7 separate regions of the Mus musculus genome follow, and regions 2, 3, 4, 5, 6 and 7 are each linked to region 1. The links are chromatin loops, found by intact Hi-C in ENCODE. Cell type or tissue: heart. All regions are shown on one strand. Region 1 has its middle 4.6 kb from the start of Adamts1. Region 2 holds the start of App (amyloid beta (A4) precursor protein). Region 3 overlaps Gm32357 (a long non-coding RNA gene). Region 4 has its middle 66 kb from the start of Gm32624. Region 5 has its middle 160 kb from the start of Gm32461. Region 6 has its middle 240 kb from the start of Gm32357. Region 7 has its middle 180 kb from the start of Gm32357.

Evidence for each region. Peaks named below come from ENCODE experiments on the same cell type or tissue, not always from the same donor. Only the 100,000 strongest peaks of a DNase experiment are listed, where the experiment ranks them.
Region 2: it touches region 1 in a loop (3-fold over the local background); 2 of 42 quality-filtered maps call a loop at or near these places.
Region 3: it touches region 1 in a loop (2.8-fold over the local background); 2 of 42 quality-filtered maps call a loop at or near these places.
Region 4: a loop joins it to region 1, with 12 times the contacts of the local background. A loop is called at or near these places in 28 of 42 quality-filtered maps.
Region 5: it touches region 1 in a loop (11-fold over the local background); 28 of 42 quality-filtered maps call a loop at or near these places.
Region 6: it touches region 1 in a loop (2.9-fold over the local background); 2 of 42 quality-filtered maps call a loop at or near these places.
Region 7: it touches region 1 in a loop (9-fold over the local background); 32 of 42 quality-filtered maps call a loop at or near these places.

The regions. Positions count from the first base shown.
Region 1 is chr16:85,805,736-85,809,735 of GRCm38, forward strand. No RefSeq gene overlaps it. Among named protein-coding and RNA genes, the nearest start is that of Adamts1, 4.6 kb to the left of the region's middle. In heart, CTCF peaks have their summits at 1,509 (motif pointing right) and 2,114 (motif pointing right); a DNase peak (open chromatin) is centred at 2,086; H3K27ac peaks cover 567 bases.
Region 2 is chr16:85,170,091-85,174,090 of GRCm38, forward strand. App (amyloid beta (A4) precursor protein) reads right to left here and starts at 3,617. Exons shown (of 18, transcript NM_001198823.1): 1 at 3,412-3,617. The coding sequence starts at 3,468. In heart, CTCF peaks have their summits at 2,061 and 2,915; DNase peaks (open chromatin) are centred at 2,081, 2,501, 3,051 and 3,731; H3K4me3 peaks cover 3,166 bases; H3K27ac peaks cover 2,257 bases.
Region 3 is chr16:86,251,111-86,255,110 of GRCm38, forward strand. The region is part of intron 3 of Gm32357 (a long non-coding RNA gene); the gene reads left to right. Among named protein-coding and RNA genes, the nearest start is that of Gm32357, 17 kb to the left of the region's middle. In heart, no CTCF peak of the experiment used is centred here; a DNase peak (open chromatin) is centred at 1,751.
Region 4 is chr16:86,880,472-86,884,471 of GRCm38, forward strand. No RefSeq gene overlaps it. Among named protein-coding and RNA genes, the nearest start is that of Gm32624, 66 kb to the left of the region's middle. In heart, CTCF peaks have their summits at 1,311 and 2,244 (motif pointing left); a DNase peak (open chromatin) is centred at 3,560; H3K27ac peaks cover 378 bases.
Region 5 is chr16:86,643,511-86,647,510 of GRCm38, forward strand. No RefSeq gene overlaps it. Among named protein-coding and RNA genes, the nearest start is that of Gm32461, 160 kb to the right of the region's middle. In heart, a CTCF peak has its summit at 1,517; no DNase peak of the experiment used is centred here; H3K27ac peaks cover 564 bases.
Region 6 is chr16:86,473,495-86,477,494 of GRCm38, forward strand. No RefSeq gene overlaps it. Among named protein-coding and RNA genes, the nearest start is that of Gm32357, 240 kb to the left of the region's middle. In heart, a CTCF peak has its summit at 1,852 (motif pointing left); no DNase peak of the experiment used is centred here.
Region 7 is chr16:86,417,711-86,421,710 of GRCm38, forward strand. No RefSeq gene overlaps it. Among named protein-coding and RNA genes, the nearest start is that of Gm32357, 180 kb to the left of the region's middle. In heart, a CTCF peak has its summit at 1,938 (motif pointing left); no DNase peak of the experiment used is centred here.

The DNA of each region.
Region 1 (4,000 bases):
ATTCTCTGGGTTTCTCTCCAGATTTCTGTTCTTTTGCATAATGGCTCCAATCTGTTGTGCACCTGTAGTTCTGGGAAATGATTCTTTTTTAATCGCTTCAACAGAGACATGAGTATTGGAGTTGCCAATTACTAAACTGAAAAAAAAATAGTGCACATTCAGAAGAGTCTCTAATCCACTTTTAAAACAATTAAGATCAGCATTGTGTGTTTGGCACACAAGCCTATAACACATACCCATCTGTATAAGCAAAATGTAAATTGAAAGAAAATATCTGAATGAAAAAGCAAGATCTTAGGGGTTCCATTTACTGACCAGAGAGACAATGGTGAAACACTGGGTTGTTGTAGTAACTTGCATAGTGTTACACTTATAAAACCCTTGCTCCTGGATTTGTGTCGGCAACTCGAAATCCCTATGCTCTGCTAACATCTGTCCCTTGTACTTCTGGTTTTCTTCCTATAGAGTGTATTTCTTCATAGATGAGCTTGCAGAAACACCAGCTTAACGCGTCTTAAGAGGAAGACTTCAAGAAGTTATTTATTTGGGAACTTACTGAGATGACCTGAACTCATTCATCTCAAAATACAAAATTCAAGCTTATAAAAGAAGACTTGTTTTTTTTTTTTTTTTTTTTTTTTTTTTTTTACACACTGAGTCCCCAAGGGAGGGAAAAAAAAAAAGTAGAGTTTGAAGTAAAAGAAGTGGGTATCAACTGTGAACGTCAATGAGTTTCTTCCATGTTTGCGTGTCTCAAGGATCCACAGGTTAAAGACACAGAATAATTCTCGTGAAGTCTTTATCAAAGAGAGCACTCTCCAGGCAGCCATGGAGGTGAGGAAGTCTGGTAATATGGAGGCGCTATTAGGATTCTTTGAGTGTAAATATCACCTACAGTAACAGCTAATGAGCACATTTCATAAGCATGGAAGGCTTTTGATTTGTAACTCCTACTACATGCTCTGCCAATTAGAAATGCAAAAGCCGTCTGGCGTTAGTCTCCCTTTGGAGTACATAGGAACAAATGTCAACGCTGGAGCAATGAATATTTTTTATCTAAATGGAGATTTCAGAAAGAAAACATCCATTTTAAGCAGGTTGTGAGTTTAATAAACATCAAAGTCTGAAAAATTATTAATTCCATTTGGACATAGGGTATCTACCAACCCCAAATTTGTACACTGGAAGATCTGAGAGAAGTATAATCTTTCTAATTTATTTTCCTGAAAAATATAGCAGAGGGGAGCCTTAAAGTGGCTCATTAACTTGTTCAAGATGATTCAGTATGAAACTGGGGATCTCAGAAATAAACTACCACAGTCATAATTTTTAATAAAATATCTCTTGGTATTTTAATATAAATCTTTGGTAAGTAAATATATTATCAGACTTGTGACTTATGTTCTTTTTACAATTATTAATTTTATTTTATTAGAAAAAGGAATTTTATATTAGAAAAAAAATTCCACCTTAAAAGGGTCACCAGCTTCAGTACCTCTTGCTTAGCCCACAAGGTGGCGATAGTCTACAACAAATGGTATTTGGTTTTCTTTTCCAGTTAAACTAGGAATTTGCAAAAGTTTTATGTCTTTCCAACGATATGTAACAGATTTCTCTTACCATTTTAAGGAATCTGTAAACCAATTTTTAAATATTTCAATATTACTTGTATTTACACATTTTCAAGCCCGCAGCTAATTTTTAAGCATGTGATTTTGTTAGCTTAATCCAAATACTATTAGGATATTTTAAAAACGAGAATTATCTTTGGCTGCTTTTATTTGTCACAGTTGAGAGCTCAGTGCAACTCAAATGGAGAAAGAAATCACAGACGTGCAATCTATTGAGAGAATTACAGCATCATTGATTCATTTGCTATGCATGGTTTTTGTTTTGGTGTGTGTGTGTGTGTGTGTGTGTGTGTGTGTGTGTGCGTGTGTGTGAATTGCTACTTGACACTTGGAACTGGCTTTAATTGCTTTTCCAGGTTTAAGGTATTTCCCTTGGCCACAACAAAAAGTTAAAAAGGATGAGGGAAAAAAAAAAGTTTGGTAGTGGAGTGGGGGCGGGGCAGGGTGAGGAAAATGTTCAACCACCAGGGGGCAACAAAAGACAAATTTTAAAATAGATTTAGCCAGACAGTTTTTTTTTTTCTTCTTCAGTGTGTGATCATCCCAAATGTAAGTGACTTCCCAATACAATGTGATTTAAAAGCCATATTTTGAAGATGTGTTATTGCTTAAGGTAAAGTATAGTAGCACAATTTCATGAGTTTAATGAATACTGGAGTTAAAAGCATATTATCTTAGTCATCAGGAGGCACGCACGACTTTGAAGAAGGACGTTTGAACTACCACCAACAAGCATGCAGTTTGTTGATGAGTAGGCAGAGATCGGAGGTATCCCCCAGCTTCTATTACAGCCAGAAGATGAGAGCCAGGTTTCCAAAAGTGTTGGGAGTGAGATTTGCTCCTGACTTTACTGTAAACCTGTAAGGCCCTGTACCGGACGACGACTTGTGATTTGCCAGTACTCCTTCCTACTGACAACTGGTAGTTAAATTTAGAACTGAGATGGCCCATGACAATGCATCAGGGCTGAGAAATGGAGACTTCTCTGAGTCCCTGACACTCAGCTGTCTGCAAAGTCCTATGCTGTTTCCCAGTCTTCCCCTCCCACAGCATTTTCCAAACATACACAGATCAGGGGATGCATATGCTCACGTCTGGAAAGATTAACAGAGCCATGTCCACGTATAGGGATGAGTCTGTTCTCTGCCCTTGTTGCCGACCGGATTGGAGATTGAGATAAATCTGAGTTTGAATTCTGATGTTCTGAATTTGTCACCTCCTTACTTTATGACCTTAAGAGATCTAGGACTGTCACTGGGCCCCAGACTCCTTGTATGAAAAAATCGACGATGGCAAACCTTGCAAAGACTGAAGGTAACAGATTGAAGGTAATCAACAGGAGAGGCTGCTAATGTGGGAAACATTAGATATTGAATGCAGTAAAGAAGGAGCTAAGAACACAGTTGGGAGTCCTCAGACTGTAGTGACTTCATTCTGACTAAGCATTTCTCTTGATGCCATATACCATCTCAAGGAATAGTGCCCAGAGAAAAAAGCCCATTTTTTAAATATTGCATCTACTTGACACATAATGATTGTGCGTGTTTTGAGGATGCAGTGTGATGTCTCAGCCTATGCATTTTGTTGTATCAAGCATTTAGCTTTATTTTCACGTCACACATTTAGCCTGAAAAGATCAGAAGAATGGAGATAATTCAGAGCTCATGGAGAAAACTGCACGTAGTCAAATAGCCGTAACCTCAGCCTTTGGAGGTAGAGAGTGAAGGGATGCTGGGGCTTGCTGGTCACTTCCCATCTCCAGATTTAGTGAAGAAACACTTTCTCAAGAGGATAATGTGAGGAAGGAATTTGGGAAGCCTAACATCATCCCATGGTCTCCATCAAGCACATAGCAACAAGCAACAAGGCACACATATATGCAAACACACACACACACACACACACACTCACACACACGTGCATGCACACTACATTCACATAAACATATGTACACACTTACAATGAAAACTACTTTTAAAAAGGGTATACAATTGTAAATAGGTAGGTGACGTTAATGTGTGCTGGTAGGGCCTCTCAGAGGACAGCCATGCTAGGCTCCTGTCTGTAAGTACATCATAGCATCACTAACAGTGTCAGGCCTTGGAGCCTTCCCTTGAGATGGATCCCAAGTTGGGCTGGTCATTGAATGGCCTTTCCTTCAGTCTCTTGTCCATTTTTGTTTCTGCAGTTTTTTTTTTTTTTAAACAGGAACAATTCTGGATCAGAAAATTTAACTGTAGGTTAGTAACCTAGTCTTTCTTTCTACTGGAGGTGGACTCTGGAGTTCCATCTATCCACTGTTGGGCATTTGTCAGTAAGATTTTTTTGTGAGGAGCGGGTGTGGCAGCAGTCCCAAGATGGCGCCCGGG
Region 2 (4,000 bases), 640 kb before region 1:
CCTGGCTGGAGACTTTCACCCAGGAAACATCCCAGGATTATCGTGTTCTCTTGTTCCTTTACTCTTTTTAATTCTAGGTCTTTATCCTGCTACACTTTCTGAGTACCCCACTTTCTGTGTCCTTTCTTTTTTTTCTTTGCCTAATCTGTACTTTCTTTTTTGGTACGCAACACTCCTATTTTATAATTATGTGCATGCTTTATTCACCCTGCATACTTCTGTACCCAGTGTGGGAGAAGGCAATAAAATATATACAGTCAAGTAAACATGAGCTTGATATTTAAAGTATGTTTGTGCAGGTCCATCTTGACATAAAAGGCAGAGATTAGAAAAGAAATGTATTAGTCAAAGATGCCCTGTAAATCCCACGACAACACCTCTGCAAAAATAACGCATAATATTTTATTAAGCACCTTCTTCACGTCTATATGCAGGATGACTGACAGATAATCTTTAACACAGAGATATAGAAAATTGGCGTGTCATAAACAGTAAACTAAAAACTTAAAAACCTTAGCCGTAAAAGTAACTTCACCTTCCTTCAAACCAGTAGCCCATTGATCCTATTTTTCTCCTATTTAATCTTAAATCTTGAATTTTCCAGTTTAGTTTTGTGATCCTGTATATACCTTTTCATTTCCTCGGTTCCATCTTTTAATTGCTTGCAGCCTTACAAGTGTAATGAGGGACGCTATCCCTTGGGGGTGATAAGAAAGAAGCATTTATAGTCTGCCAGTATCATGGCTTCCCACTGACAAGCAGTAACCGGTGACTCCCGATGGATCCCTGTCAAAAAAAGAATGTCAGCTTCGCTGTTCTATGAGTAGGCTTCTACCATCAGAGAGGCACTACCGGGCAGCAGTCGCAGACAGTGAAGGAGCCACCACTACCGAGGCAAGTTGATAGTTATCAGCTCTATACAAGCAAACAAGATGAGTCCATCACGGTTTGCTAAACGCATGCCTCTGTTCAACATACCAGGAAAATAAAACCAAACCAGGAAATGCCGACGCCCTGGAAGACGAGGCCCCAGCATCAGTACCCTGGAGGCCCCAGCATCAGCACCCTCGAGACCCCAGCATCAGTACCCTCATGGCCCCATCATCAGCACCCTCCATCACACGGGTTCTTTTTGCAGAGCCACCTGCAGCAGACGGATTTTCTGTGATTTACAAAACGCAGCCAACTCATAATTCTGTGGCTTCAGTGGACGCAGAACTGCAAAGTGTGTCAAACCTCATCAGGATGAATTACCTATCCTTCCAGTGACTCACCAAAGGCACGAATGTAGTGCTCCCAGTAACCCTTTAAAGGTGATGATAACTGCAGGAGCATCTCCAAATGTTCGGCAGAAAAAGGATATGCAATCGCACAAGCCAAAACATAAATCCAGTTCATCTTGGCCTACACTGTGACTCTTTTTATACAAGTTAAAAAAAATGCTCAAGAAAAGTAAAATGCTCCAAAAATTAAAGTTATTCCTTTAATTACTTAGTCGTGTTTCTGCACAGCAAAACAATTAGAAAAACCGAATGACTATACAATTAAATTCTTAGGTCGTCAGAGAAATCAGAATTCCCTTGATTAAATGGCTTTGAAAAAAAAAAATGGAACACTAAATTCTTAAGACTCTTCGAAGACCTGTTTTAACCAGTCTGAGGTGACTTACAGATTCTGAAGCCACTTGTGGGTTAAAAAAAAAAAAAAAATTCAGAGGGGCTAAAAGTTCAATGACCTTGTAAATTAAGAGCTAAAAAAAATTAAATAAATAAAAACTCATACTAGTGTGATAGCCTAGCCAATCCCCACAAAATTGCAGGAAAACACTCGCCCGGAAATTGCTTTTTGGGAAAATTCCTATGAGGTAGAGGGGAAAGAGGAGGACGACGAGGAAGGGCTATTAGCAAATGCTTAGATGGTGAAGAGGGTACAAATGAAGAGAAATAAAACCAGCTGCCACGCAAACAACTTCCAGGCATCTCTGGATAAAAAGGAAAACAAGCCTTGTGCTGCATGCTGGAGAGTTGGATGAATGGGGAAGACTTGTTATACACCTAGTGGTGGGTGGATTTCACAGGCTGCAGCCTCCACACAGCTTTTCTTTGCTGCACTGCAGAGGCGCCATCTTCTCCGTCTTAATCTTCACCCTATTCAATCCTTTTATCTGCACCCCTTTTTTTTTTTTTTTAAAAAAAAAAGGAACCCTGAGGACCCTCCCCAGCATCCTGTGTCCCCCCCAGGGTGACTAAGCTAGAGTTCCCAAATCTGCCCCATAGGAGGCCGCACCTTAATCAGACAAACGCCTCCTTTGATGCCCTGGAGCCTCAGCCTCCCCACCACCAGGCACTGCCCTTCCCAGACGCACGCCTCACTCCCGGCTCGCTCTCTCTCTCTCTCTCTCTCTCTCTCTCTCTCTCTCTCTCTCTCTCTCTCTCTCTCTCTCTCTCAGGACTTTGCAGTCCCTCACAGGATTGCCAGTAGGTGGTGGTGATGCGGGGGTGGGAGACCGCGGGGCCCTAGCAGCACCTCTAGGCCCTCGGGGGCAGACGCGCAGCTCGGGGAAAGGAACGGCGGTGGCGCACCAACTACCAGGGCTCCGCCACCGCGCCCTGGACGGCGAGGGCGGGGTGTCGCGGCTTTTGTTCCCGGGGACCTTCTCAGACTCAGGGAGAAACTGGAGGTGCACTGAAGAGTCCTGGACGTCCAGGTTGAGGGACGGTGCCGGGTGGCCGCACTTTCCGATCCCTCCCATCACTTGGAACTTACACAAAAGGGAGACACGAAAATGCACAAAGTTTGCAAAAGGAAGGCGGCGGTGCGCGACCCCGCACCGACTCGGGAGAGGGTCGCTGCGCAGGCAGCCGCCGCCCGCGGCCGCCAGGAGCAAAGCCCAGCTTCGCAGTCAAGACAGGCGGGGGTGGGAAGGGAGTGTGAGCCAGGCGCTCCCCAGCATCCAGAGCTGCCCCCATTCCAACCCAGGACCCCAAGGAAGGGGAAGGGCGGCGATTTCCTCGCAGGGCACTGAATCCTGAGACGCTACGCTTTCGGTTTTCCACACGTGTCCCTTCCCCCTCGAACTGGGTGTCTCTCGCATCCCGGAGTCCAGCTCTCAACGCAGGGAGGAGTCAGGGTCTGCGTTCAGGCTCGTCCCCTCGCCTTCCAGCCCTAGGCTGGCACGGATATGGGGACCCCAGCGCCCTAACCCATTCCCTCTTCATCGCTCGGGCAGCGCGTCCCCGGGCAGGGTTGGGCCAGAGCCGCCGAAGCGCAGGGCGCCCGCAGGCGGGGGCGGCGAGGAGCGGTCTACCCGTGACAGCCCCCCACGTCTCGAGATTCAAGCTCCTCGGTGGGGAGGATCGCGTCCTCCCGGCGCCCGCCTCCCCAGTCTCGTTCCCAAGGCGCGGCACCCACCTCCAGAGCCCGAACCGTCCAGGCGGCCAGCAGGAGCAGTGCCAAGCTGGGCAGCATCGTGATCCTGCGTGGGCCACCGAGTGCTCCGTGTGCGAGTGGAAGATCCGCCGCGCCCTGGCTGTGTCCGCGCCGCCGCCGCCGTCTCCGGTGGCCCCGCGCTCGCTCTGCTCCCGGTGCTCTCGCCTCCCGCCGCCGAGGAAACTGACAGAGCTGGAGCGAGGCGGCGGGGCTCGCAGCCGGCAGAGTCAGCTGATCCCGCCCACCCGGCTCGCCACCCGACAGAGACCCCTAGCGGAGCCTCGGGGAGCTGCGCCCGAGCGCAGCGGGAGGCGACCCAGAGCCCACAGGTGCGGCGTCTTGGGCTAAGGGGAGCCGCGCTCCCGATGGGGTCTGGGAACCAAGTTGGGGAGTGATCTGGGTCAGGGAGAGGACCCCGCAATCGGGAGAAGGTGAACCGTAGGACGTTAAGGTTCCAGGGAAGTCGGGAGCGCTCTCGGCTCGTCCCCGCGCGAGCTTGAGTCACCCGACCCCGCAGGCCTCTCCCAAATGTGGTTGAGGAGCTAAGGCTGCGATGCGTGCATTTTTATCC
Region 3 (4,000 bases), 450 kb after region 1:
TAGTTAGAGCAATCTTTCCACAGATCTATTCTTCTACCTTGCCCTCCTCTCCTCATACATCCCGCGTTCATTCTGTTCCCAAAGTATTTAACCCTTCTTTATAAACTTCCCTCAATTTCTTCATAGCACTATATACGATTTCTCCCGCCTTGGGAGCTTCCTTTCTTTTTTCTGCTCCCTTGTTAGCTACCTAACCTCTGTGGGTATTCTAAAGGGAATATGCTTATTTAAAGCGAAATGAAAATTTGAAACTTGCAGGTAACTAAATGGAGCTGGAAACAACTATTCTGAGAGAAGTAACAGAGATTCGGAAAGATAAACATTGCATGTTTCCTTTTACATATAAATGCTTGTTTGTTAAAGAAAAAAAAACATTAAGTTAAAAAAGGAGTGATTCAATTTTATATTGTTTTCATTCCCTGAATATATAAACTTGTCATTTAGCCAGAAGAGAAATAAAGTCTTGGAAGAAGGTAGCATATTAAGGATAATAAAATCATGCATCGCCTTATAACAGGTTACATTTAACAAATGTATTGTTAGGGAAAGTGGTGAATGTAAGAAGATAAGAAAGAATTTCTACACAAAGTTAGTAATTACAGTATTATGAGATGATGATGGTGATGATGATGATTGATTGATTGATTTATTGATGCAATGAATCCTTAAGCTTAAGGACCTACTTTCATATATGTTTTCTGGTATTACACGAAACATATCTCTATGGTCAATGGTCATGGTAGGATTTACTTTGGAGCATAAGGGGCCGGGTTTGCTCTGCTTTGTGTCTTTGAAGTTGTGCTTGATCGCTTGTATGTCACCAGTCCTCAGTGCTAAGCTTGTGTCTGTGCATGTATGTATGTCAATATTCAACTCTGTCCTATTAGATTGATAGGTTTCTGTAACAAATTAACACAGAATGTAAGCCTAAGGCCTAGACTACAGCCCAGGTGTCAGGAGTAGGGTGCTCATTACTTGAGGCAATGTGTGGAGTTGGGGGAGGGTGGATCATACCATTGGCCAGATCTTTATGGGTTCGATGGAAGGTTCACAATTTCTCATTTTATACGTTGGAAACTGGCCACATTGCCCCAGACTAATCTCAGTATTTATTTATGGCCACCTAAAACTTGCAAGAGAAAACGCTTGTTGAGGTTGAATTTCTGTCACATTGGGAGACCTGTGATTGCAATTTTTTGGCATTAGCTAGATTAAATTCTCATCTTGAGAAGAATATGATTACATTGGCTTTACTCAGATAATGTATATATTTTTTAAAATCAATCACAGGCTAACATCTACCAAGTCTCTTTTTTCCATGTACCATACACTTTTCAGACGTTCAAGAATTCTTACATGGATATTTCATATTTTAGGTAGACAATTATTTACCCTCTCCTCTCCTTTTTCTACTCTATCTCATCATAAATGGGAGCCTGGCAACTAAGTGATGGAAATTTTGTTATCCATTTAAATTTTGTTTGATATCTTCTTGCTATACTCACCAAATCAAGTAATCATGTTGTTGATGAGACAGTTCTGTGTGCATGTAAGTATCTGGTTCTAAGCCTGGTCTATGGGAGGGAGGCACATTTTCAATCCAGCTTTTTTTTTTTTTCCAGAGGAACCATTCACATCCTGTCTCTTATCAACCAGCCTGAAGTCCCTGAGACCTAGTTAGGGCTGTCATTCTAAGGGAGGGGTAGAGGAAAGAGAGATAAGAACACAGGGGAGGTACCAACAGAGGAAGGAAGCTGGATACATTCCTTTGTAAACCCAGCATGTGGGAAACAGCTGGGAGCTTGAATTTAACCTTTGTCATCCCTGGAACTGGAAAAGCACATCTAGTTCACACAGATACTGTTCCCAAATGGAACTTTTATAAATTTATGGCAATAAAAAACATTAAAAAGTGCTTCATAATGAGGTACACAATTAGTTATTGTACAGCTCACCCTACTAACACTCATTCTATTATCATGTGCTAAGTAAGAAACCCTTAGAATGCCAGATGACCTTTAAGAAGGAAAAATGTCTCCCAAGAAGAAAAAGAAAAGACTGAGCTGTATCTGAGAAGAGAAACGCTCATTTATGTATTTCTACTGCATCATCGACATAAAGGAGAAGACAGCATCTGAGTGCATATAACACACTCCTATAAACTGTATTTGTCAATAAAGTATGTGGAGACCTGAAAAACAGATGCTCATTTACCTATGAAATTATACTTATACAATGTGGAGGTAGCATATTTATTCATAAAGTAGACCAGCTCTGCTAGAAACAATGTGCACAGATACTAAAACATGGTCCTTAAATTTATTTCATCTTGCCCCAGGCAGAAGCACTCAGAAATTAATGTTTACTAAGCTTGTAAAATTCAACTCTAGAAAATAGCTAGTAAAATTGAAATCTGTACTGAGAGAAAATGTGTGTGTTCAGGGTGGGGTGACCCTTATGGTATGTAAAGTATGTTAGTCAAGTTTTTCTTTTACAAAATTATATCAGAATTTCCTGTATAAGATTTCATGTATTTTTAATGGAACCTCTTATCTTATGTGAGAGAAAATCTTAAGAATGAAAGCACAGTGTTGAGATTGCTGGAAGATTTACATAGAAAACAGCAAGATGGCAAAGATAAACATAAAACTTTATTTCATAAACCATTGAAAACTTCATGATGAAGATAAACATATGACATTAGCAATATTCAGATCACCACATTTTTTAAAATACCATATTTGGTAAATAACATTTATTTGCCTACTATCATTAAATGTCTTCTCTTAGAATAGTTTCTATTGTAGTAAATTTCCATAAAGAGTTAAAAAGGTAATACTTTGTAATGAGATTACAATATTCCTACTAGACACGACTAGCTAACAAATAAAAACTCCCAGGACTGGGAATGGGTTAAATTCTTCAGAATCATTGACCAGTGAGGTCCTTTAGACCACTAGACATAAAGGCTATTGCCATGTTCTTAGTTATTCTCCAGATTGTGACACAATGACACTATTACTGATAGCATAGCATGCTTGAGTCACAGAATACAAAAACCGAAGCTGGTATTCAAATCAAAGTTTTCTTCCTACTGTCTAAGTTCATAGTTCTAACTGGGAAAAAATAAAGAGAAAAGCAAAAAAAGGAAAGGAAAGGGGAAGGGGAAGGGGAAGGGGAAGGGGAAGGGGAGGGGAAGAAAGGGAGAGGGGAAGAAAGGGAGAGGGGAAGAAAGGGGAAGGGGAAGGAGGGGAAGGGGAAGAAGGGAAAGAGGGGGAAGAAGGGGAAGAAGGGGAAGGGGAAGGGAAAAAGGAAAAAGAAAAGAAAAAAATATGCTACCAGAGGAGCAAAATAACTATCAGGTCTATACATATTGCACATATGTGAACGATGCAAGTCACAATTATGAGTCTCTCAAGAAATGCCTACTGGTCCCATGGAAGCATAAATATCCTTAGAGTCACTAATCACTTTCTGATTCCCTTTAAGGCCCTTTTCACATATTGAAGCTCAAACTTGGAATCGTTATTGGGATCAAGAACCCATTTCAAAACACATTGCAATTTCCGGAAAAGAAGTCACTATTTTTACTCTGCTAAATGGACTCCTAACTACTTATTATAATGATAGATTAGCTCATCTCTTAACACTCACTCTTGAAGTTCTTTTTTTGTACTTGATTATGATCAAAACAGAGACCTACAACCTGCCAAGTCGAAAAGACTTAACCATAGTCAAGTGTTTAGCCCTTAATCAACCCCCTCCTCCAAGGCTAGCTTCCATATTTCCTGAAGGCATTATGAAGGCAACGGAGGAAGAAAGTTAGTCAGTCTTACGCTGCTGTGAACACAGTGCTTAAAATAAGAACTATTTTGGCAAAACATACAGATCTGTCCAACAGTGTCATGAACATGATTGTGATTATCAGCCATTTTCTGGTTGGATTTAAGGCCTGTTTCACGGATAGATGCAGATGCTTAGTAAGGTAAATCTGTGTAAG
Region 4 (4,000 bases), 1.1 Mb after region 1:
CAGTAGGCTTTCTTCCAGGATCCATGACCTGGATAGTTCCCTAGATTTTCGGTACCAGGCACTATATATTCTAAATCTAACTTAACAGAAGTTGGTTACCACCAAGACATGCGTGCCAATGCTGTATCTTTAGGGATAGCTTGACATGGTGGTTCAGTTTATGGTTCATAGGTATCAGAGCTGGATAGGGCTACTAATTCCTTCCCTCCCTTGGTAAGTTGCATAGGACTTTCTTATGCTAAGGAAACTCATCCACAGGAAGAAGGACATCAGGTTACATGCAGTTAGAAGCATCTGGGTCCCATAGCCTAGGGATGCTGCCTTCTGTAACTTCAACCTCTGGGATGCATCCCAGGGCAACACCAACTGCCTCCATTATTTTGGGAGTCACCTGGACTATCCCACAAATATCTTGAAAGGAGGTTTCTTGTGACTGGCTCTGGAGATTTTGTCAGATACTTTGTCAGAAATGCAGTAGTCATGTTAATAGTATCGAAGTCTTTTGGTCAGCTACTGGATATTTGTCTTTTTGTAAGTATTCACAATGGAAGATGAATGACAGTTGTTTACAGCCATTCAACAGCACGAGTTATTTTTTTCCAAGTTTTACTAGTCTCTAGATACCTTTTCTGACAAGCTTTACAATTTCAAACAAGTAAATATTTTATATGTGGCAGGGCTTCATAAAAACTTTTATTACCCTAACACTTTCAGATAAACTTAGGTAAACATTCTTGTGTCGTGCTTACAAAAATAATGAAAACGGACCTCAGCTTACATATTTTTATATACTGTCAATGTTAGTATTCAGCCTTCACAATGATATTTTCCCCTGGCCATAGGTACTATGTTTTATTATAGATATTTATTTTATTTTAGGAAAGCTGATGTTAACATAGTTTAGCCTTCACATAAAAGCTCAAATGAAGTAGTGCTCCAAATGATGTCTGTTAGAAATTTAAATGTTAAAGCAATTTCAAAACTTTTCTTAACAAGCAGATTCACTGCTAAATCACAAGACAGGTTCATTAAAAGACGATTAGTAATTTATAAAATATATAGTAACAATAAAAATAGTCACTAAAACTTCTATATTTTTTAATTGTGGTAAAAACTGGCATAGTAGGGTTTTCTTAATATGCATTCTTTGCTTCCTAACACTTGAAATTGTCGTAAAATTTAGAGAACATGTAGGATTTCCCCAATTCTTATTAGTACATGCTAGCTACTTTTTAGTAACTTTTCTAAATTTTGAGCACCCTGAGTTAAAAGGTTTTGAAAAGTCATTCTGCCACCTTGCGTTCCGTACTGTCAAGGCAGTTTTGTGCTTCTGGGAAACCACGGGAAATTTTCTGCCAACAGGGAAGTCTTAATTCTGAATCAGAATTCTAGAATCATCCTGGACTCCTCTGCCTGTATTATTGTTTCCAAGTTTTCATGAACCTATCACAGATATTTGTAACTCAATATATTCTTATGCCAGAGTACGGATTCAATTCTCATTATTTTTACTAAGATTTTGAAAGACAAATAACAAAACTTTAATTGAAACCATATGTGATTCTGTAAAAAAAAAAATGTTTTCTTACATATTCTTAACTGAATGACTAATTGATACATGAAAGTATACATATTGTATACTTTTTTAATGAAATATAAACAAAGAAAAACAAGCTTATATTTTAAATACTTCTTTTGTGTAAGTGGTGAACAACTTGTGTGTGTGTGTGTGTGTGTGTGTGTGTGTGTGTGTGTGGTGTGGTGTGTTTTGAACTCAGAAAACTAGAAAAAGCAAAACTCCAAAATTCCATAAAAGAAAAGAAAATAATACAAAAACCCAATGATAACAAAGGATTGTTGTAAATCAAGTTGAACATCAATAAATAGCCTCTCAAACCTACTTTATTGTGAGAACACAGTATGTAGTCTCAAGGCTATTGATGCAGGGCATCTTCATAATGGTTGACCTTGCTTTCTTAGGCATTTCTTTCCTTGATACGGAGACTCCTGAACTTTTTGTATTTCATTCTGTTCTTGAAAGTCATTGAAGGACTACATCAGAAATGTATAGATATGACAGTTGGGGTTGTAGGGAAAAGGTGGTTACGGTACTAGTCATAATCTTAAAGGGCCTTTTCCCTCCTCTTTCAGGGGGACTTTTAACTTACCACAAAATAACTGATTTGTGTGACTACAATCCCTCTGAGGAAATGATCAATGTGAACGGTGTGCTACTGCCATCTTGTGTCCGAAAAGAGTCCCTCAGTTTCTGTAGCATGCTAGTTGGAGTGAGGAATTCAGAAATGTTCTGAAACTAGCCTTCAGGCTTTTGCAGTAGAATGTAGGAGGGAGAACTTTAGGCTGTGGGTCTCACGAAGCAGCTGTTAAACCCAGAACGCATGACATTCTTGAAGCTGCCAGGGTGTGCATGACTTAACCTGCTCCCCTCGGACTTTTACTCTGAGATGATACTTTTAAAGTTTCGAGCAAAAATTGGAAGTCAGAGAAAGCAACAGATGAAGGCAAGAGAATAACACTTTATCACTAGAAACTACATGGAATTTTCAAATGTTAGAGCCATAACATTTTTCTCTAAGTCTTAGTGTATTAATCCAATATAGTCAGTCAATGCTTCAAAACTTGGGGTGCTTGAATTTAGAAAAAAAATCTTAAAGCCATCAACACTTTCAAAATCCTTTAATTCATTACATTACATCAAAAGAATTCTCAGCATTATGACTGTTAAATATCAGGCCAAGTTGCTGAGAGGATTTCACTATTGTACATAAATATCCAAAAGATGACCTTAGTACTTAGCTATTCTCAAAATCTACGCAATGTAAGAACAATCATGAATATTAGAAAGAGCACAGGAGTGACCCAGTGCTAATCTGCCAACCCAGCATGAACTTTCAGCATCCTCAAAACGCCAAGTACATCAAAGAGAATTCCTCACTCTGGAGAAATAAATGTGTCCTGAATCTCAGTGGAGAGACCAAGTATCACACTACTTCATCACCCAGAACTGAATCTACAAAATTATCTCAGCTATAGAAGCAACACCAGGTATTATGGGAGTATGTCCAGTCATCCCGTAACTTCTGTGACTGAAGGAATCTGAAGTAATCTTTTGGCTGAGAACTGGTCTTGGCTTTGCATTTGAAATCATAGGCAGTGATAGGCTGGTTTTCAGGCCAGGCACCGCCCACTGATGGATGCTTCTGCCTGGCTGCAAGCTGATCATCTGCAGATGGAGAATTGGGTCTCTGTTATCATCATTTCTTTTATCTGAAATCAATCTACTCTTGTTTTTAGACTTTGATCCTATAGTCAGCCTCCTATAAGACAGGCTTTGCCAGCACATCTATACAAAGATGAACTGCTAATGGGAGCCTCAGCTAAAATAACATGCACGGGTTTCCAGGCTGACTGTGACCCATCGATCCTTCCCTTAGCAAACATGTCTGACGTCAGGACCCCTGTACCTGTGCAAGTCCTTGCCAGAGAGGAGGCTAACAGGCAGAGCTGGCATGGACGTTAGGCTGCATTGTTCTAGTCTTGCCCATCTGATATTCCCGTCTGAGAGGAAGAGCTGTAGGAACTGATATAACTTTGGAAAGCCATACTTCCTTCCACTTCATGGTTCTTGACCAATGAAAACAAAGCACCACCAGCGGCAACACCAGATTTGCTTAGAAATCACAATAACAGACTAAAGCATACAGAGTTTTTCTTGTGGACATTGCCAGCACATTACCCAGCCAAGTCCACCCTTCTCTGAGAAATCGGTAAATTTCCCTCAGTGCTCAGAAGATGACAGTGAATCCCATGACTTTTAAAGCTTTATAAACGCAGTCTTGCTTTATATTATTGACAGCGAAATTAACTGCATTGCTTCATAACCTTTGAGAAGAGAATTTAGAAATGTTAGATATCCCTTTAGAAATTTTAAACACAAAATTTCTCATATAAAAATACTTTCTTATCTACAAATACCATA
Region 5 (4,000 bases), 840 kb after region 1:
TCTTATAGTCTTTACTGTATAGTCTTTCTCTCTTACACAATGTTCATTGGGCCTCTGAGTGGGTATAGACATCCCAGTTATGAATAATCCTTTAACCATCATTTATTTTCAGCACTCTGGCCAGTTATGGGTCTTTGCTGCTAATCATTACCCACTGAAAATACATCACCTTATCCAAAGATGATGGCAGCACTAATCTCTGGGAATAAACATAATTATTTAGAATGATATTTGGAGGGGAAAATCATGTCCACTTAGCACAAAAACAACAGCAGTTTTGTTTTGTTTTGTTTTGTTTTTTCTACTATAGACTATAAGCTCTTTAGCTTAGATAGAAATTTCCCCAGCTGCCTTTATAGCATCCTTTGGTACTATGATGGGCTAGCCAAAGAGGAAGAAATTTCCAGCTCAGATCCAGCCTGTGTTCTCTATATCCTATGACAAATGCACGTGATGTCTAGAACAAGAGGGTGTTAGTATGTGTTTCCAGTGATCAGCCACAACAGTAGCCATTGCTGGTATTGTCCTGAGGTTCTCTGGGGCTTCCCCATGCAAAACTTATAAACTTATAGTTTCAATAGTAAACTATGGCTTCAAAACTTTGGACTCAAGAAAAAGCCACAAGAAAACCTGACCCTTGGTAAGCTAATTACAACGTAATATTAAAAAGCAATATACCCTATATGGTTAGATGAATCTGGTATGCAGCACAGCTTAACAAACACTTCCTAACACATAACAAGTGAGTCAAACTTCCTTTTTATCCTTTGAAGTTATGTTCAAAGATCCTCCTTGTCTAGAGTCTCATTTTCTTTCTTCCTGAAGAACTAGCAATCTTTTAGGACTAACCTTACATTTCATTTTGTTTATAAGTTCACATTCCATTGCTAAATTCTGTTTTCTAATCTACTTCCATAACTATGTCATACAGCAGTTTCATCATGATGGAAGCATAATTGAAGCAATTAATATGATTGGCTGAACACCTACAATATGTCAAGAACTCTTCCAAATGACCTATGTCCAGTGCTTCACTGAATTTTCACAATCACTCCATTTTAGTTGTTCACAGTTAACTCAGAGAACTTAAGTGTTATACCAGATTTACTCATTTAGCACATGGCCAACACAATTTTTCATCCAAATGCTTCCTGGGTCCAAATCTTTAAAAATAATTCTAGGACACCTTCATTCTAGTTGTTTGAATTCCGTTTCTTACCATATAATACTACATTTCTATATTTGGAAAACTTTCAGATTGTTTTAACTCCAGAATCTGCATTTTTCATGTTTTTGAAATAGCTTTTTGTAACCTTGAAGATGAGTCTTTTATATTTGCCAAAAGTGTTTGCAAACATCAAATATAACATGAGACAAAGCATTACTGTTCTGCACCTTTAATAGCAACCAGACATTTCCCCAGACTACCTTAAATGTTGAAGTTACAGAACTGGTCATGATTAATGTAATAAGCAGCCAAGATGGTTTACTTTATGATCTCTGCATGACATCTAGTGGTTGGAGTTGGAATATTTACGGAAATGATCTTGTGCCAGAAAGTCCATGTTAGTTGAGAGTCCTCAGTCTCAACATAAAAGGAAGAGTGACACACAGCTCTCTCACTTCTGAAGTCTGGAAAGAGGGAACTCTTGATCATTTATATTTCTCACTCCATGTGTCAGAGCACAGCAATCTGTCTTTGTGTTAAGCAATCGCTGCTCACTGGGGCTTGTGAAACTTTATTTGCCTGTAGTTAGTACTCACTTCTGATGGCTGTGACTCTGGTAATCATTATCACATGCAAAAATGAACAAATCCTTTTGGTTCTGTTTCTTCGACTCTGTGCCACAACAAACCCTCTGTGGCTACAAAGAAGCTTTATATAACCTGCATGCACACAATAACATCACTGGCTTTATTGTTTTAGATTTTTAAAAAAGTGTTATGTACATCTGTTTTGATCTTTCTAAAATGTTATAAACAAGCAATTTCTAGATTTTGAGTCATAAGCATGCCCTTTGTTTTTCATCCTCTGATATAAGATTTGGAAAGAGCTTCCAGTAACTTTGAGTCAGCTTACATGACTGACAATACAAAGTGGCACATGACATGCTTGTGTCCAAGTGATTGGCACACCAGAGCTGGGAGAAGCAGGCAAGGACCTGAAGTCCAACAGTCAAAGACAAGGTCCCAGAGAATGAGTGACTGGAAACAAGCTGTTGCCCTTGAACCTGTGTTCCTACAGAGGGATCTGAGGCTGCCCATCACACCATCTTCTAGTTCCTTCGTCCATAAAACAGAATGTCATTTACCTCAGTTTCATGTGATGAAAACCACCCTAGCATGTGTAAAATTAAGAGTCATTCTAATTAGAAATAGAGAAAGAAGTATTCAGATCAAAAACTGTCCCTGGGTATTCACAAATGGATGCAGGCCAACAGAGAAAATACGTGACAACCAGAGCAGAGAAAATACGTCACAACATGCCGCAGAGAATCTGAAAAGCACTCATAGGTGTTTTCTGTGAAGTCTGGAAATTATCATAAACACTACTTTTTAGAATTTTTCCATCAGAGTTTTTATCTAGAGTTTTGAAAACATTGTTTATGTAATATGTGTGACCTAGTGAATATATATATATATATATATATATATATATATATATATATATATATATATATATGTATATACACACTATCTGTTTGCAGGAGTCTTTGAGGGGAGAGGGGAACCTTGGATCCTCTAGAGTCAGAGTTGGCATAGGTGCTAGGTACCAAATCCAACTGGGTCCTCTGCAGGCGTTTAAGTGCTCATAAGTTCTGAGCCATCTCTCCAGTCCCCTAACTGAGCTTGGAAGTTCATGTGATTTATTATCCTTATTTTCTTTGTGATTGTATGTGGAGCACATGCCTTAACACACACGAAGAGGTCAGAGGACAGCTTGTTGAGTTGGGTCTCTCTTCTTCCCACCCTGTGAGCCCCTGGCATCAAAGTCAAGTTATCAGTCTTGGCAGCAAGAACCATCTCACTATGCCTAAACACCATCTTTTAATGTTCTGTTATTCCTAAATATTCTTTTTTACTGTGACATAAGCAAAATTATGCATTATGTTTCTCAAATTCAGGGTTTTTTTCACTATAAACAAAAACCAACACTATGATAGTACTAGAAACATGTTAACTTTGCAATGGGAAACATATATACAATAATTATTTAGTACTTCAAAGTCTATTGCTAGAGATTATGGTATCAGCAAACATGAAATTCACCTCTGGGATAAAGAGTAAAAGAAGCAATCCCTCTGCAGAGGCTCAAAGAAGACTTTTGTTGAAGAGGTGAGTTTCCCATGCATGGTCTTTGAAGTGGGTTCTTGTTAAATCTAGGGACCTCGTGATGAATGAACTAGAAGAGAGACTGCTGACAGATCAGAATACTACAGTGGTGGTTTTGTCCTTTGGTTTGAGAAAGTTGATGATTATTAAGCTCCCTGCCTAACAGGCTTTGTTCCTAACCCAAGATTCTCCACCCTAAAGAGACAAATAGTAAAGGCATTTGAGGTTGCCACTTAAATAGACTCTCTCCTAGCCTTCCATGTGTGGTGCTTTTTTTTTTTTTTACCCCGATAATGTATATTTTAGTCACTGAAATTACTTATGGGAATGGATCTGGTGTTTCTGCAGGTTTGAACATAAAAGAATAGACAGGCAAACAGATGGAATCACATATGGGTGTTCATGGATCCGATTCAGGAGGGCTCAACTTTTGCCTTCTTGGGATTATTTAGTTTTAAAAGGCAGTCTCTGCCTGCCTCTCTGTTATTTATCAGCATGAGATAGCTGACCGATTTAAGTGCTGATCTTAAGCAAGGTTGGCACGTCCACCCTTGATATTTAACAGACCTGAACTGAACAAAGCACACACAGTTTGACTCATTTTAAATACTTGGTCACTTTTTAACTCCATGTAAACTCTTTGGTTAAACCTTATTTCAAACGGTGA
Region 6 (4,000 bases), 670 kb after region 1:
CCGCCCCTTTCTTGCAGGCTCCTCCTGCCCACTGACATCATCTCAGCAGCTGTCCCTGGCAGCCAGCACCCAGTGGCCTCCAGGTCATGGTAAAACAGCAGAGCCTTTTTCCACAGAAAGAAAAGACCTGTGTGTGTGCCACAAGCACTTTACCACATGCTCGATTTGGTTGAGAAAACAGATTAAAAAAAAATCATAGACATTTTTCCTTACTTTTTAGGGTGAATATTTCCTCAACATTGAATAAGATTTAAGAAAGTAGATTCTTGATGTGTTTCTTCATTCAAAGGATTAAAAAAAAATCTCTCAAACATTTTCATAGACAACAGTTATCTCAAAAAGACAACAATGAAGAAAATATTTCCTGGAGAAATATTTTCATGAAAATTCAGGAAGCAATTGTTCAAAGAAACTGGCAATGGCAGGATTGGGGGAAGTGTTCCTTCGGCAGAGTGCTTAGAACTAACCTGAGGAACTGAGTCCCATCACCTGAATACTTGTAAGAACTCTGAGCCAGGGGAGGCATGTTTAAAACTCTAGCACTGGAAAGGATAAAGCAAATGAGTGCCTTGGCCTCTCTAGCCAGCCAGCTTAGCTTAATGAGATGAATCTCATGAGGAACTTGCCTCAAAAGGAAATGAGGGACCATGAGGAATACTCAGAGAGAGAGAGAGAGAGGGAGGGAGAGAGAGAGAGAGAGGGAGAGAGAGAGAGAGAGAGAGAGAGAGAGAGAGAGAGAGAGAGAGAGGAAAGGGAGGGAGGGAGGAAGAAAGGGAGATGCATGGGAAACAAAGCATGATATTTTGTTCAGGTGATTCTGAATAACTGTGTTTACGTTTATGTCACCAACATTCATCATTACCCTTCTTTAGTAGTTTGAATGAAATTAAACTGATTTCTTTTACCCTGGAAACCACTATTAAATATGATACATTCTATCTCGTGTGAGGCTATGCTAGTGCCTAGAAAATACAGAAGTGGATGCTCACAGTCATCTTTTGGATAGAACACAGGGCCCCCAATAAAGGATCTAGAGAATGTACCCAAGGAGCTAGAGGGGTCTGCAACTATATAGGTGGAACAACAATATGAACTAACCAGTAACCCCCGGAGCTAGTTGCAGAGGATAGCTTAGTAGGCCATCAATGAGAAGAGAGGTCCTTGTTCTTGCAAAGATTATATGCCCCAGTACAGGGGAATGCCAAGGCCAGGAAGTATGAGTGGGTGGGTGAGAGAGCAGGGTGGATGGAGGGTATAGGGGACTTTCAAAGAGGAAACTAGGAAAGGGGAGAGCATTTGAAATGTAAATGAAGAAAATGTCTAATAAAAATATGATACATTCTAATCCATTTAAGGTATTTTAATAAAATAATGTATCTGAAATTTTACATGGTTTGTCCTCCGTTAAAGCCTTATAAGCATCTCTCACTCACTTTGATGATACAGATACAAATGATGATGTCATTTGTCCCTGACGTTACTCATTCTAGGGGAGAGTATTTATTCCAGTCCTTTCTCCCCTGCATCCAGAGTCTAATTTACTGAAGGTAAAGCTTTCTCTTTTGATTTTTATTTGTAGAGAAGAAAAGCCTGATATATGGGGACTACTTCACAAAATAGAGTGTCAAGAGATTTCAAGTAGATGGGAGAGTTGGTTGGTATTAAAAGTCCCAGTTGGGAAGACAGGGTTTGAGAGGCAGTGGACAAAGGATGGCATAAGCTTGAGGCAGTAAACTCCACAGGCCATACTGGAACCACTGCCCATGTTAGCTAGGGATGCAAGATGTACCTAGAAGGCAAACACACTTTCTAGATCTAGGGTATTAGGGAATGGACAGCAACGCTGCCATCTGCTGGGTAGATAGATTTTCCTCTGTCAAGTCTGTCTTGTGTAAACACAGCCATGGTAAAGAGTTAGTGTTAGTGTCTCTAAAGCATCTGACAGAACCTGACATGGGAGACTTGCTGTGCCTCTGTTGTCTGTCATCTCAATGGGATGTTCAGACCAGTGTTTGTGCCCCTCAGTACCCAAATCTGCCATCTTACTACATCATAAAAGAGCCAAAATAAATGCCTGAAAATTAAAGATGAGCATTCACTGGGAAAGGTGGCTTTAACCTATGGAGATGTTTGACAGTGCCAAGGTGGAGCTCCTGGGAAGCCTCAAGGAACACAATTATTCGAATGAATTTTGATATAATAATATACTTTTCTTATTAAATAACAAGAAAATATAATTTGATATAAGTATAATTAATAATAATATATAAAACAAAATATTGAATGTGCATTTGCCGTGAAAACATAGGTATTTATTCACTATGAATTCTGAGTATTCTGTACTCAGCATTTTTTTCTGCATCATTGAGGGTATGCTTTTTTTTTTAATGTATGTGGACACACATGTATATAGAGGGGCATATGCATGTGTATGTATGTGTGCATGCACATGGATATGTAAGCCTAACACTGATATTGGCTGTCTTTCTATATCACTCCATCTTACTCATTGAGCATGGTCTCTTACTGAACCCATAGCAACATAGGTCCTGTTCATCTACCTATCAAGCTTGCCCAGTACTCCCTGCTCTCTGCATCCTGAAAGCTGTGGTCACCACAGTGGTACAATTTTTACATAGGTGGTGGAAATCCAAAACCTGGACTTCCTGTAACTAGCACTTTATCCATTGAGTCATTCCCCTACACAGGTATTTTTTTAATATTTACATCTATCTATCTATCTATCTATCTATCTATCTATCTATCTATCTATCTATCTATCATGTGTGCGCGTGTGTGTCTGTGTGTGTGTGTGTGTGTGTGTGTGTGTGTGTGTGTGTGTGTGTGTGTGTGTAATGTATATGGATGCCTACAGAGGCCTGAAGAAGATGATGGAAACCTGAATGCAAAGTTGCAATTGTTTGTGAACTGACTAACATGGGTTCTGAGAACTGAACTCAGGAAACCTAGAAGATCAGGAAGTGCTTATAATCACTCAGCAGGCTTTTGTTCAATAGAAACTTATGCTCAACACATTGAGCAGGCTGTTTTGATTTGCCTGTCTTGGTGGCACGTGTCTCCAGTTACACTTTTATGTATAGATTTTTTTTTAAGTCACCGTTAACTTTTCTCTATTAAAAACTAGCAAGATAACTGTGTTTCAATTCATTTTCATATTTATTTCCAATAAATAAAAAAGAAAATGTTTTCAGGACCCCTTTCCTCTTACTCATTTGTCGCTTCCAGTTATAATATTCAGAGGTGGGGAGAAAGCTTAGTTTTCCTGTAACTTTCTGTACAATGTTAGATTGGTATCTATGAGAGGCCTGTCCTTTTCTAAAGAGAAGTGGAGATGAAGTGGATGAGGGAAGGAAGATGGTGGAGGAGGGATGGGGAGGACAGAGGGAGAGGAAACTATGGTTGGGATGTAATATATGAGAGAAGAGTATACATTTTTTAAAGCAGGCATTTGTCAAGTAAGACAAACTAAACACATAAATCAACACAGCACTGACCGCTATCTAAATTACTGCCTACAGTCTCCTCTCATGGGCCATCTTTACTTTAGGCAAGTTGGTTTATGCATGATGCTAACCTAGCTTTCCAAAAGCTTACTCTAGAATACAGTCTAATAGGCAGTCTGGAGCTGGAGTCCTGTAATTATTTGTAAAATTGTTACAAGCTCCCGCCAGCCTCTGATAAATAAAGGAACTGGTGTTGTTTTCTCAGACCTCCTTTGGAGCATCAGCATAATCCTACCCCTGGAAGGTTTCAGTTCTCCCTGTATTGAAACCTCCTTGGGGAAACATCTAAGAAAACCTAGTTCATCAATTCAGATGTTGATGTTTATCTGCCCAGAGTGACCACTGTCATTTCATGGTGAGCCTATAAAGGGAGCAGACAGTTGAAAGTAACAGATCTTTCAGAACCCACTACTGTGAATGCTGACAGATTCTATTGCAGGGGGTGAATGTCACATGAGTCTCATCTCATATGAAGC
Region 7 (4,000 bases), 610 kb after region 1:
TAATTCATCATGACTACCTTTGTGTGGGCAGACTACAGACATTACCATTATCTAGTTTCTGAGTAATTTTTTTTCACCTTCAAAAGAAACTCCCCACTGCCCTTCCCCCTTTCCTTCTTTCAAGCCAGAGGCAACCTTAATCCATCCCCATCTCTAGGATTTCCCTCTTCTGGAGATTTTATACAAAAGTAGAAGACACTAAAAGTAATTTGAATGGATTCTTTAAAGTGAAAGTTTCTCAAGACTTATCTAGGACATAGTATGAATTACTATTCATTTACTTTTAATGCTGCAAAATATTCTATCTTATAAACATAAAGGATTTTATTATTTATTGGTAGATAAAAGCAGCTTCCCTAGAAATACTTTATCCATCTCACATACATGAAATTACAGGCACACACATAAAGTTCCTGTGGGGTTGTATGCTTATGGACTTTGGCTATATATCTTGGGATGAGTCTTCTGGACTCATGCAATCTCTATGTTTCCTACTTTGAAGAAATGCTGAGCTTTCTGTTCATTTGTTTTGTTTTGTTTTTTAAGTATGACTGCCCTGCCTCAATATACTGTGGTCCAAGAGATTGTTACAGCATGCTGACCGTTATTAGCAGTGGGCAATGGGCCCTGAAGTCCTTGTAGCTTCCCTATTTACCATTGAAATGGCAGTTGGCAATGCACTAGAACCATGATCTGTGGTTCAGTGCCCAAGTTCACTCCTGATCTTAGTGGGGAAAGGTAAGTGGTCAAACTCCATCTTGTCTCTTGCTAACTGGCTTGAGATTTTGGAACTACTTGAATGTTACATCTTATGCTAACCTCACTTTCAAGGCCTGAGAACAGCGACCATTAAACAAAGCAAAAAAAAAAAAAATTTTTTACAGACAAACCCTTCTTATATAAGCAGTTATGCCTAATTGTACTCAAGAGAACATATCTTGGTTTTAGAATGTTTTGATTCGAATTGGTTTACACTGGAACTAGGCCTACTCCCTACCATTGCAAGCATCACTTGAAAGTTCAGCTGCAGTTTCCAACACCTGAGTCATCTTCTGTAGCCATCCCTCTGTGCACTGCAGAAGTAAGTATTCTAGGCATCATAGTTTCCTTTACCTTGTGAGAAACATGGAAAAGGATTCCTTTAAAGTGTTGTTAAGGTACCAAATAAGGATGTATTAGATCATGGGAACATGCTGAGTTTTCATAGTCTTAGTCATAGCAAAGAGACATGCCCCAAATGTCTTCTTATGGGAAGTTGTTACCTAGTGCAATTTGACTTGAAGCCACGGAAGGAATTAGATGATTAATGCAAGAAAATGTGTGAGGCATAGGTTCCAACGTGTGATTCACCTTGCTGCAGAACCTCTGAAATAGTGGAGAAATTTGGTGTGAAATTAACCTGTTAGTATAAACATAGATCATCTTTCTCCACTATATAACATCTGAGTATAAAAAGGAACATTAATTTAATGCAGAAAATATCCCTTTAAGCACAGAACGTAGGTTGTGTAGACAACCAAATGTCCGTGGCTTCCTAGCCAATCTGTCAAGCTGAATTGACAAACCTCAGGTTCAGTGAGAAGCCCTGTCTAAAAAATTGGATAGAGAGACATTGAGAAGATGTCTAATGTTTTCACCTGGCCCCCTAAAGCTCAGAAGCTCATGGACACTCCTACATAGCTGCATGCACCCACACATAGCTTTGCACATTCATACTAACAAATGCGCACACGTGCAGTTATTCGTTGATTTGTATTAATATGGGATTACTGTGAAATCAAGAAAAAGTATTTTTCATACAGAACTTAAACTCTGTTCAAATCATATCTCAAATGTTTGAACGAGGTTTGAAATGACGTGTTAGATATTTAATTTGTAATAAATTGTGCTGTGATTTTAAGTTAAGGACTCATGGACGTTTATAGTCCAAGGTTTCCCCCTGGTGGCCACCTTGTCAACAACATACCAGGATAGAAGACGGAGAGGTGCTTTCTTGAAGCACTGCTTTAGCAACCCTATAGGTGGAACAACAATATGAACTAACCAGTACCCCCAGAGCTCCTGTCTCTAGCTGCATATGTAGGAGAAGATGGCCTAGTCGGCCATCATTGGGAAGAGAGGCCCCTTGGTCTTGCAAACTTTATATGCCCCAGTACAGGGGAACGCCAGGGCCAAGAAGTGGGAGTGGGTGGGTAGGGGAGCAGAGAGGGGGGAATATAGGGAAATAAAGGGAGGTTATAAGGAACTAAAGAAAATATCTAATAACAAAAGAAAAGAAAATGAAAACACAGAGGTTTCGTCCTATAGAACCTGAGTACTGGGATTTTTTTAAGAGAAAACACTACATTTCTTTGTTGGTTGTTGTTGTAAATATATTTATTCATATAATTAATTATATATCATATACTGTTTTGCTATGAAAATCTAAAGACCTTCCATTTTCATAAATTTTGAATTTAAAAATACTTTTATTTTTATGATCACACTTACTATACTTTTTTTTTTTTTCACTTAAGCAGAATTACTAATGCATGGCCTCATATCAAATCCTTAAACCGATGGTCAACAAGGTGTTCACCATTTCTTTTATGTTTTCAAAATGCATATGGCAACTGACATTCTATCTCAATCTAATCCATGATCTGTGGTTCTGAGTAACACGATGTCTTTTGTGCTTTAACTTAATAATATTAATGTGAGTCATGTTTACACTGTTTGCTGAGATATGTGTGCTGGTCAGACTAGGTACAACTCTCAGAGACTCATTTGTTTAAATGCTTGGCCCATAGGGAGTGCCACTATTAGGAGTATGGCCTATGGTTGCTGGAGGAAGTATGTTCACTGTGAGGGTAAGCTTCGAGGTTTCCTATGCTCAAGCTATGCCCAATGGGGCAGACAGTCCCCTGCTGCTGCCTGCAGATAAAGATGTAGAACTCTCAACTCCTTCTCCAGCCCCATGTCTGCCCGATGTTGCCATCCTTCTGACTGTGCTGATAATGGTCTAAACCTCTGAAACTTTAAGCCATCACCACTTAAATGTTTTTTTCTTTAAAAGAGTTGCCATAGTCATATTATCTCTTCACATCAATGGAACGTCTATGACACAACTTAAGTTCTGTACTTGTGTGACAAAATGAATTAACAAACATTATAATTATTTTAAAACAGAGCCTTGGTTATGATGTCATTTGGAAATGATAAAGGTTTTTAAAGGTCTGCTCCAAAGCACTTAATAAGCTATGAACTTCCTATGAACTTCCTTGTCACAGAACAAGCATTTGAAAGAAAGAATTTTGATGTTTGAACTTTTAGGAGCTTGACTAAAAACCCTGGTAAGATGATCAAAATGAAACACATTCATTTGCTCAAGGATATTACCACTTGCTCCCTTTGAAAATGACAGAATACTGCCACTAACATCAAGTAGTATAATCAGAGAAGAGTATAACAAAACTGTCTCTTCACTATTGTCTACATAGAAAAACTTCATATTCATACTCATTCTTTTTTAGTAAAATTGATATCCAATCATTCTCAGAAAAGGAAACAACATGTAAAACAATGTTTTCTCTTAACCACCGCAACAGTTTTGGATTTGGTGTCTGCAAACATGATGGATCCCCAGGTGGGCATTCCATGGTTGGTCCTTCTTCCAGTCTCTATTCCTTTTTTTTTTTTTTTTTTTTTTGTCCCTGTTCTTCTTTTGGATGGGAACATTTCCTGCTTAAAAAATTTGAGATGGAGCAGGCATGGTGGCACATGCCTTTAATCCTAGCACTCGGGAGGTAGAGGCAGGCAGATTTCAGAGTGAGAGGCCAGCCTGGTCTACAGAGTGAGTTCCAGGACAGCCAGGGCTGCACAGAGAAACCCTGTCTCAAAAACAAACAAACAAACAAACAAACAAACAAAAAATTTGAGATGGGTGGCCCCATCTGTGGACCAGGGGTCGTGCCAATTTACTGGAAATGGTTCCTTGGAAGGTCCTGCCAGCAACTGACCA